Linked DNA regions of Homo sapiens: region 1 is linked to region 2. A link is an interaction called in ENCODE POLR2A ChIA-PET data of the cell type or tissue named here. Cell type or tissue: IMR-90. All regions are shown on one strand. Links, peaks and the distances in the headings refer to the core of each region. The heading gives the core; the rest is flanking DNA. Region 1 overlaps LINC02122 (long intergenic non-protein coding RNA 2122). Region 2 holds the start of LOC124901007 (a long non-coding RNA gene).

Region 1 (5,380 bases), core at 279-5,278, 1.3 Mb after region 2:
TTTGACAGGAAGTAATTCTAATTTGGCTAATTTGTTGGAATGTTAATTTGGACTTTGCCAATTAGAGTTCATGACCAACATTTCCCATAATTAAATGAGTTTGTAGCTTCGGCTTCTGGAAAAAAAAATATGTATTTAAAGCATAAGAAAAGAACATTTAGCACAAAAAGGTAGTATTGGCAAAAATATAATAAAACCAGTAATATATTCCTAACTTAAAATATATATATAGATATATATAGTGAAATAGAGTGCCTCTAAGTGAAAGAATAAAAGTTTAGGCCAGGTATGATGACTCGATGGCTCACATCTGTAATCCCAGCACTTTGGGAGGCCAAAAAAAGGATAGCTTGAGCCCAGGAGTTCAAGAGACCAGCCGGGCAACATCGTGAGACCTCATCTCTACTAAAAATAAAATATAAATTTAAAACAATTGGCTGGGTGTGGTGGCATGCGCCTGTAGCCCTAGCTACTTGGAAGGCTGAGGGGAAAGGATCACTTGACCACAGGAATTCAAGGCTGTAATGAATTATAACTATGCCACTGCACTTCAGCCTAGGCAACAAAGGGAGGACCTGTCTCAAAAAGTTCAACTGATGATCATTTAATAAATCTTGGTATGTTTTTGATATACGGGACTTACCAGAAATTGAGACAGCAGATGGCTATAATGCCAAATTATTTTGCAAGCAAAGTGGTTTCCAATCCTTGATTTGAACAGAACTGAAGTACCTAATAAAGTTGTCAGCTAAATTATCCTTAAATATAAATTTTGATGATAGATCATTATGTGATTTTTTTTTTTTTTGGCTCAGGAAAAGTTCAAAGAAGTGAAATGTGATAAAGTTCTTCATTATCTCCTTATTTGTATGAAGAAAACTTCTCAGGTGCAGTGGCTCATGCCTGTAATCCCAGCACTTTGGGAGGCCAAGGCAGACAGATCACCTGAGGTAAGGAGTTCAAGACCAGCCTGGCCAACATGGTGAAACCTCGTCTCTACTGAAAATACAAAAATTAGCCGGGCATGATGGTGCAAGCCTGTAATCCCAGCTACTTGGGAGACTGAGGCAGGAGAATCGCTTGAACCTGGGAGATGGAGGGTGCAGTGAGCCAAGATGGTGCCATTGCACTCCAGCCTGGGTGACAGAGCGAGACTCCCATCTCCAAAAAAAAAGAAAGAAAGAAAATTTCTCAGTGTTTCCATTTATAAAACTAAAAAATAGAAATAAAATTGATGTTGGCCTCTATCTTATTCTAGAAATAAGTCACACAACACATGAAACTACTTAAAAAACAAAACAAAAATTCTGCTCCATTTATTTGATGAGAAGCCACAAATCCTTAAAATGTTTTCTCTTTGTGTCAATTACATTATTTATAAAATTATGTTATATGTTTAGGTTGTTTTGATCAATTGAATGCCTATAAGAAGTAAAATAATAAGTGTATCTGAAAGAAATTTTTAACCTTTAGAGCAGCTCTGTTCAATAGAATGTCCTGCATCAATACTAACGTTTTCTATCTGTATCCACGCATCAACTACTGACTAGCCACTGTGGCTATCGGGCTCTTGTGACTAATATGGGGAAACTAAGTTTTTAACTTTTTCATTTTTGTTCATTTAGATTTAGATAGCAACAGGTGCTAGTGGCTACCATATTGGGATAGTGCAGATTTACAGCCTTATGAATACAGAGAATAAAGCAAATTTCCAGTTCATATGCATATTTTTCTTGTATGTATACAAAAAATGTATGATAGGGGAATAAGTAAAAGGTTTAAAGACTACTATATTTTTACATAAATACCTTATATACATTTAGATTAAATCTTGTGTGGTAATAGGTTGAAAATCTAGATTCAAGGGGGAAAAAGATTTAAATTTTCCAAATGTCAGAGTACATCATGCTCATCTAGTATATTTTCTAACTGGATCATGTGAATATTAAATCTTTATAGTATTTAGATTCTTTGGACACAGTTAAAAGAATAATGTAGCAGGCTTTTTTTAATGTCAATATTTATAATGTATAAGGATTATATCCTTAATGTTCACATTTCAGTGATTCCAAGGGACATATTTTTCATTTTAACATCTGTTAAATTGGGGTGTATCTTATAAAAATGGTAAGCATTTATTTTTTCTTATCTGTTCATAATACTGTGAAAGAAATATATCTTGCAATCAATGGACTATTAGATTCTATGGGCTATGACATTTAAACTTAAGATAAAAATTTTAGATATCGACTTGAAAATGTGTAGGGGTACATAGTTCCTAAAAATTCTGCAACTATGTGAGCAAAAACATTTGTAGACCAAGGATGTAGATCACTTCCTGCTGAAGTTCAGTGTTTTCATCACAGCTTCTTTGCCTGCACAGAAGAGAGAGTTGCCTAAGCCGGTCGGGAAGGGGTTGGGAATTGGAGCGTCATCATGTAAGAATGTGGGCATCTCAAGAGTGTAAGTGCAGAGTGCTCAGCACAGCCTGGTCTCAGGAACTGGAAAATTCATCTTCCCAGGACCTCTCATCATTTCTTACGGGCCATAAACTTTCTCCTCTCTGGTTTTCTCTTATATCTGTCCCCACTTTCCTGATTCTCTTAGCAGAAAGCTTTCTCCATTCATCCATCAAGGACCAGATAATAGCCTCAGACCTGAGTCTATGCAACCTTCCAGCTCCACAGCCCACAGCTGGCTGCTCTCAATTACTCGCTGTTCCCAAACCAAAGAGAGGGTTCTGATTTTTCCAGCTCAGATGAGACGTCCACTCCTGATCTAAACAGTTGGGGCTTGGATGGATACACCATTTATGTAATGCAAACATCGCTGGGGGAGGCGATTAGTGGGTGGAAGCAGTTCCTGAAGATGAGAGCTGTGAGTAGGAAGGCAGCCACAAACATAGCAACGAGGGGCAGCAGTTTCAATAGCTGACATCAACATTGTTCCTACGATTGCTAGGCACCATGCTAATGGCTTCAAATAGATTAACTCGTTTAATCCTCAACACAAACCTAGGAATGAGGTTTAATATCCACATATTAGAGAGGAGGAAACTGAGGCACAGAATGTTTAACTAATTGCCCAAGGTCAAACATTTGATAAGTGTCAGAGCCTGGCTCTGTCAACCTGTCAAGCTAAACTGCCTCAGCAATTTCCTCTCTTTGTCTAGAGACTTGCTTATGACAACAGCACTAAGTATAGAGTATTCTGTATCAGTAAATAGTGCCTAATAGGGAAAAATGGTAGCAACCAAAATTTATCATATGACTAAAAGCCATAGGATATTTTGGAAATTAGCAGGCAAGGAGAGAGGAACTATAGCATTTTTAATACCTACTTCACTCCTGGCACTTTATATGTATTACATTTTATACACACTATAGTAGAAGTAAGTATTAAAACCTCATTTTACTATTGAAGGAACTGAAGGTCAGAGGATTGAGTAACTTACCCATGGTCCCACAGCTAAGAAGCAACAGAGTCAGAGTCCTGACTCAGGGCTGACACCCAGGCCTGCAGATTTTCCTGTACATCCCTCTGTCAGATTAGTGTCAAGTCAAATAAGGTGACATGCAAGACAGAGAATAATTCAGTCAATCATGAAACAAACCAAAATGAGAGTCAACTTCCTCAAAGCAAAGTCATTTTTTAAATTCACTTACAGATGTGTGCTTGATTAGTCTGATTAAATATATATACTCTCTATATCTTTTTGCCTCTACAAGCATCAATCTAGCTGTTCCTTAATTCTGTTACACGTATTGAAGTTTCTACTGAAACAAGGAAGAGGTTTGTCCAATTCTTTCCCTAAGACATGACTGCTGGATAAAGTTTATTTTTGCTCTGCCCTTCCTCGTAGCTGGCTCTTTGCCTGTTGATTTAAAATGAATTTTCAGGGGCTCATAGAACAAGAAGAATTTTAACTCTTAAAAATTAACCACAAAGACAGGAACAGATCTTTTTAAAATACCTTGTTTAATATTGGTACACTGTGAGGGGTTAACAAATGAGAAGTAGGGTCCTATTAGTCTCTTATCATACTAAGAAACCATCTTGCCATACTTAGCTTGGTAGTCATTGCAGATAGAATGTGCCATCTGTGAATGGAATAAGCACAAACCATTTGAACTACAGGGTACTCCAAAAGCCTTTTTTGAGTTCACTTACATGTTGTATTTTTTATTTGTTCAATCTTGCATTCACTCAGCTCATAATACACCTGCTCAGCTGTAACTGAGATGGAGATATCTCACCAATAAAGGCAAGACAGGAATTCAGAGCACTGGGTTTAAATGTAAAATCAAAAAGTAGTGGGGCCCACATGCGTGAATGAGCCAGAGGAGAGGTGGCACCTGGCCAGCTGGACTCCCAGTGCAACTGCCTCAGTGGGGAAGCAGCGTGTGCGTGACAGAGTATACCACGTGCCAGATGCTATGCAAGTCTTCACCTGTGTCATCTCATTGAGTGTCCCCTTCACAGCAACCCTTTGAGGGAGGACTTCATAAGCCATGTGTTCCAGATGAGGAAACTAAAGCTAAGAGAAGGTAACTAAACTGATTAAACTGAGGGGTTACACAGCTAGCAAGTTGACTTGGCTATAAGTCAAAATCAGTCCTGAATAACTCCAAAAACCACATTCCTCCTACTTCACCATGAGACCTTCCACTGATACAACCCTCAGGGGCTCGTCAGAGGAATAAGCAACTAAGAATTATTCATCAAAACTTCCTAGAAGAATCCCTGCTTATAGTGTGTTAAATTGTATTTCATTAGCAGAGCTGCATCTCATTCCTGGCCTCCCTGCTTCTATGCCCACACATCATTGTGTTTACTCTCTTACTAAGACCCGATTTCCCATACAATAATATTCTAGGGCTTACCCTGCATAGGGGAGGAAAGACATTGAGGGGACTTGAGACTCACTGAAAGAACTAGGTTTTGTAGGAGATCAAGAAGGGGCAAGTCAAAGTAATAGAAGAAAAATTAACCTGAGAAAGGGGGAGGGAACTTTTTCTTCTGAGATATGAAGGAAACATGAGAAAACAAATTTAAAGCCAGACTCTGGGAGGTAGAGTGTTCTTAGAAAGGAATCTCATATAAGAGATATTATGTATGAAAAAACCTTTCAAAAAGATGCTACACAGACATAGGATCTTTGGGCATCTGCCAAGAGTCATAAAAGAAAATCCGGCTCAAGAGATGAAAGTAATATTCTGTAATAATGAGAATACTCACCATGCTGGGCTCCTGTGCTGTGGAAACACTCATTCCAAAGTAATGTTCATGTGTGGGACACTGAGATACACCACCCAGACCTCCCTGAAATAAGAGCTTGTTGTCCCAGCTGCTGGAAGTCTGTCAACAGACAGCCTTCAGC
Region 2 (5,380 bases), core at 199-5,198:
ATCAGATCCAGAAACCCAGAGAAGACAACTGCCCTTTTAAATAGAGTGTTGTGTATATATCCCCAGTTTCAGAAATTTAGCAGGTGATGAGTTTGTTAGTTTTTGCAGGATACTATGATATACTAAAAAGAAAATTTAGTCTTTGTTCCTGGTACACAGCTCCTAAACTAAAACCTTTGGAATCCCTTGGAATGATACTAGCTTTTTTTTTTTTTTTGAAACAGGGTCTTGCTCTGTTGCCCATGCTGGAGTACAGTAGCACAACCAGAGCTCACTGCAGCCTCAACCTTACAGGCTCAAGCAATTCTCCCACCTCAGCCGCCCAAGTAGCTGGGACTATAGGTGCGCACCACCACGCTCAGCTAATTAAAAAAAAAAAAATGGCCAGGCGTGGTGGCTCATGCCTGTAATCCCAGCTCTTTGGGAGGCCAAGGCAGGTGGATCACTTGAGGTCAGGAGATTGAGACCATCCTGGCAAACACAGTGAAACCTGTTCTCTACTAAAAAAAAAAAAGATACAAAAATTAGCCAGGTGTGGTGGTACGCACCTGTAGTCCCAGCTACTTGGGAGGGTGAGGCAAGAGAATCGCTTGAACCCAGGAGGCAGAGGTTGTAGTGAGCCGAGATCATGCCACTGTACTCCAGCCTGGATGACAGAGCAAGACTCTGTCTAAAAAAAAAAAGATTTTAGAGGTGAGGTTCTCACTATGTTGAGGAGGCTGGTCTTGATCTTCCAGGCTCAAGCAATCCTCCCACCTTGGCCTCCCCCTGTGCTAAGATTATAGGCATGAGCCACTGCCCCCAGCCTACTAGCATATTTTATGTGCTAATGAGATGACTGGCAACTGGGGGCACCTAGATAGTGTTAGGGTGGGAGCTGGTCACCAGAAAGACCATGATTAGGCATGTTAGATGGTTGGAATTTTTAGGCCAGCACTCCAACCTCCAGGCAGGAAGGAGAAGGTGGAGACTGGGTTAGTCACTAATGACCAATTATTTAATCCATTGTGCCTACTTAATGAAACCTTCATTAAAACCACTAAACATTAGGGTTTAGAAAAGTTCTGGGTTGGTGAATACCATGAGGTGCTGGGAGAATGGTGTGCCTAGAGCGCATGGAAGCTCCAAATCCCTACCTTGTCCTCTGCATCTCCTCTGTTTACTTGTTGTATCCCTCATAATAAATAAGTAATGGCAAGTAAAGCACTTTCCTGAGTTCTGTGAGTTGTTCTAGCAGATTATCAAAGCTCAGGAGGAGGCTGTGGAAACCCACAAATTTGTAGCCAGATGGAGAGAAGTACCAGTGACAATCTGGAATTTGTGGCTGGCATCTGAAGTGGTAGTAGTCTTGTTGGACTGATCCTGCCACCAAATTATCCTATTTAAATTTTTTTTCTTTCTCTCTTTTTATTTCCATTTCCCTCCTTGCTTACTGTATGTTTAACTTTTTTTTTTTTTTTTTTTGAGACAGAGCCTTGCCCTGTCACCCAGGCTGGAGTGCAGTGGCACGATCTCGGCTCACTGCAACCCCCACCTCCCGGGTTCAAGCTATTCTCCTGCCTTAGCCTCCCAAGTAGCTGAGATTACAAATGCGTGCCATCACGCCGGGCTAATTTTTGTATTTTTAGTAGAGACAGGGTTTCACCACGTTGGCCAGGCTGGTCTCAAACTCCCAACCTCAAGTGATCCACGCCCCCTTGGCCTCCCAAAGTGCTGGGATTATAGGCATGAGCCACTGCACCCGGCCAGTGTTTAATTTCTTAAGAATAAAATGGTAACCTTTGCCCTCTTTCTTTCCACCAAGCACAGTGTCCCCCTTATCAAATGATATGCTTGCTTATAAATTCCAGGAACTGAATCTTAAAACAATCCAGTCACCTACTGAATTCTCCCCCACCAGGAGATTACCTCAAGGTTGCAGTGAATTTACAACCCTATTGTGGTGGAAATGGCACAAGCCCATTCCACCACAATAGGGGGCAATAATCCAAGATAAGTCATCAGAGCAAGTCCTGTAACAGACTCACACTTTCGGCCGGCCGGGTATGGTGGTTCACGCCTGTAATCTTAGCACTTTGGGAGGCTGAGGCAGGCAGATCACTTGAGGTCAGGAGTTCGAAACCAGCTTGGCCAACATGGTGAAACCCTATCTTTACTAAAAATAGAAAAATTAGCCGGGCATGGTGGTGGGTGCCTGTAATCCCAGCTACCGGGGAGGCTGAGGCTAGAGAATCGCTTGAACCCGGGAGGTGGAGGTTGTGGTGAGCTGGGATCAAGCCATTGCACTCCAGCCTGGGCAACAGAGCGAGACTCCGTCTCAAAAAAAAAAAAAAAAAAGACTAAAAAATACCAGACTCATACCTTCTAGCCCCTTCAGCATGCCTGTCCCCCGCCCCCCACTCCACCCATAGCAAGCTTCGCTTTTTAACCCGTTGCATTCTGTTCAAAATTTGATTTTTTTCTTTTTTTGAGATAGGGCCTCTCTCTGATGAAGCCTCAACCTCCCAGGTTCAAGCGATCTTTCTCCCTCAGCCTCCCAAGTAGCTGGGCCTACAGGCTCATGCCACCACACCTGGCTAATTTTTGTATTTTTTGTAGAGATGGAATTTCACCATGTTGCCCAGGCTTGTCTCAAACTCCTGGGCTAAAGCAATCCGCCTGCCTTGGCCTTCCAAAGTGCTGGGATTACAGGCGTGAGTCACTAAGCCCTACCTGAAATGGTTTCTTTAAGGCACAAAGCTTGGCCATTTTCCCACTGCTAGCTCTGGAATAAAGTCACTTTCCTTCCACCACTCCTTGCCCTTGTTATTTGACTTTGCAAGCGGCAAGTGGCCGAAACTGCATTTGGTTACACTTCATTAACTTTTGGGATCTGAAGCTAATTCCAGGTAAATAGTATTAGAATTGAATTGAATTGTAGAATACCCAGCTGGTGTTGGAAATTTGGTGAAGTGATGTTGGAAAAGATAGCACGCATTTGATGTCATAAGTTTTGTGAGTGAAAGCAGCACAGAGATAGATACCAACAAAGCAAAATAAGGAGAGGATGAGTCAGGATGACCCTGGAGGCCTCCCACTGCGACAGCAGAGGCCTCCTCCCAGCTTACTCAGCCAGAGGATAGGAGCCTTGATTTGGAAGAGTGAGTCAGAGAAAGTGGTAATGGAATTCAGAACAACGGTGAGCTTTAAGAAAGAGAGCATGCTTCAGAGAGACCAAGAATGACAGCTATGGATAAAGAGTTACAAGGGCTTAAGGCATGGCAAGCAAGTTAATAAATGGCTCTAAGGTAGGTGTCTTTGGCCAGCTGTACGGCTGAGGTCAGACGCCTGAGAAGTAGACTAAGAGTTGGTGTGGTTTGGCTGAGTCAGACCCCAGGATGGGGTCATACTAAGGGTCCGAGTAGGTAATAAGGATCCAGTGTCAAGGAGAAAAGTGGGCTCTGTCATATCTCTGAAAGTAATTTCTTCAAAAGCCAGTTTGCCAAATTGACCAATTTGCTGAAAAACATTCAAACACCTTAAACAAATCTGCGGGAGTGTCAGGGTCAGTTTCCTAATTTTAGAAACCAGATCGTGGATATTTTGGGTCTGACCATCTGATATGGCCAAATCTCCTCAGCCTACCTTAAGTGGGTTAGTCACTTGAACTTCAAGAAACATCTAATTGCAAAATTACTTCCCCTTTAATTTGTGGCCGCTTATATAGCGATGACCACAGATTGAGAAATTCACAGAATTTCTTGAAATTTTCAGAGCCTTCTGGGGACATGAGCGCTTAGAAGAAAAAGTGCTGATGCGTTTCCTGCTCTTCACCTCTCCTCCCTAGGCCCGCACCTCCAGAAGTGTTTCCACCTGCATTAGGCCAGCGCGATGTTCGCTCATGAACCAAAGCTATGGAATAAAACCAGTGAGCCAAAGGCAGATACAGATGAACACTTGTGGAGTTGTCCCTCTTCTGGCTGTGAAAAATAGATATTTATTTTTGGCTGCTAGCTCTATTTACTCAGTCTAGCAAACTGCAGAGAAGCTCCAAATGCAGAACTTATAGGGAGTGGAGTGTTTTTTTGGCTTCTTCTTGCCAAGGTATTTTGGCTCTTGACAGGGGTCGTCTGTGTGAGAAATCTCCCTCCTCAGGCTTCTTTCCTAGGGTGGTGAGAAGATGGGAAGACTGTGGCTATTGACAAACGGTGCTGTACATCCTGCCCTTCTCAGTAAATGACTGTTAATGAATTTAAGTGTTTGGCAGGTAGAAAGCTCTTGCCAGTGATCAAAACATGCTGTGTATACAGCTGTGTGCCTTTCTGAGGGCAGGAAAATTGGACTCTGATGCACAGAGGTTTGTGGATTCCTCCATGTGTTTTGAAACCTATATTTGAGAAGTAAGTATACCGAGCTGTTGCTTGGGAGAAGTAAACACAGCAAGCTGGAGATAGAGAAGTCACAGCCATAGAAACAGAAAACCTAATTAGGAGCAGAGTAGGAAAGCTGGACTTGCAAGAAAACTTAGACATCTCTCCCCTTCCTCTAAGCCAGTGTTCTTGTTCTATAAATAGCTAAGAAAGCTAGGTAGAATTAGACTGGAATGGGCTGAGAAGTAAACTAGGGCTGGGCGTGGTGGCTTACACCTGTAATCCCAGCACTTTGGGAGGCTGAGGCAGGTGGATCACTTGAGGCCATGAGTTCGAAACCAACCTGGCCAACATGGTGAAACATAGTCTCTACTAAAAATACAAAAATTAGCCGGGTGTGGTGGCAGGCACCTGTAATCCCAGCTTACTGGGGAGGCTGAGGCAGGAGAATCACTTGAACCTCGGTGACAGAAGTTGCAGTGAGCAGAGATTGCACCACTGCACTCCAGCCTGGGTGACAGAGCAAGACTCCATCTCAAAAAAAAAAAAAAAAAAAAAGAGGAAGTAAACTGGATTAGAGGAAGAGGTGTCATGTGCTCCAAAGGAAGGAAAACTGATTACAGGTATGTGAGGAGAGCAATCTCCCGAGCAACTATGATCTGAGGGTCAAACCCTCAAGACCCTATTTCTCGCCCTGATTTGCCTGACTTATTGGGCAGAATCCCATCTGACTTGTCTATTTCTAGGTTGAGTTCTCCCATTTCTTCCTAGTTAGGTGGTATTTACAAGCCTCTTCTAAAAAACTTCCAGCCAGGCATGGTGGCTCGCATTTGTAATCCCAGCACTTTAAGAGGCCAAGGCAGGAAGACTGCTTGAGGCCAGAAGTTCAAGTTCAGCCTAGGCAACTGTTCTGTGTAGGAAACGCGCAAGGGGAGAAGAAAAGACACACGCACAATACCTTTAAGGGTAAACAACCTTTATCCCATGTAAATGGCAATGCAGATATAATAAGCAAATGATATAATAAGCAG

What was found. ChIA-PET counts read pairs that join two places held together with the same protein. Peaks named below come from ENCODE experiments on the same cell type or tissue, not always from the same donor. Only the 100,000 strongest peaks of a DNase experiment are listed, where the experiment ranks them.
Region 1: POLR2A ChIA-PET joins it to region 2 with 12 read pairs; 1 of 35 experiments calls an interaction of 5 or more read pairs at or near these places.

What each region holds. Positions count from the first base shown.
Region 1 is chr5:74,040,236-74,045,615 of GRCh38, reverse strand. The region is part of intron 2 of LINC02122 (long intergenic non-protein coding RNA 2122); the gene reads left to right. LOC105379035 (a long non-coding RNA gene) reads right to left here. Exons shown (of 3, transcript XR_948476.3): 1 at 5,239-5,380; 2 at 3,455-3,540. Among named protein-coding and RNA genes, the nearest start is that of LINC02122, 60 kb to the left of the region's middle. In IMR-90, for the core only: no CTCF peak of the experiment used is centred there; a DNase peak (open chromatin) is centred at 2,415.
Region 2 is chr5:75,318,857-75,324,236 of GRCh38, reverse strand. LOC124901007 (a long non-coding RNA gene) reads left to right here and starts at 3,107. Exons shown (of 2, transcript XR_007058824.1): 1 at 3,107-3,287. In IMR-90, for the core only: no CTCF peak of the experiment used is centred there; a DNase peak (open chromatin) is centred at 3,106.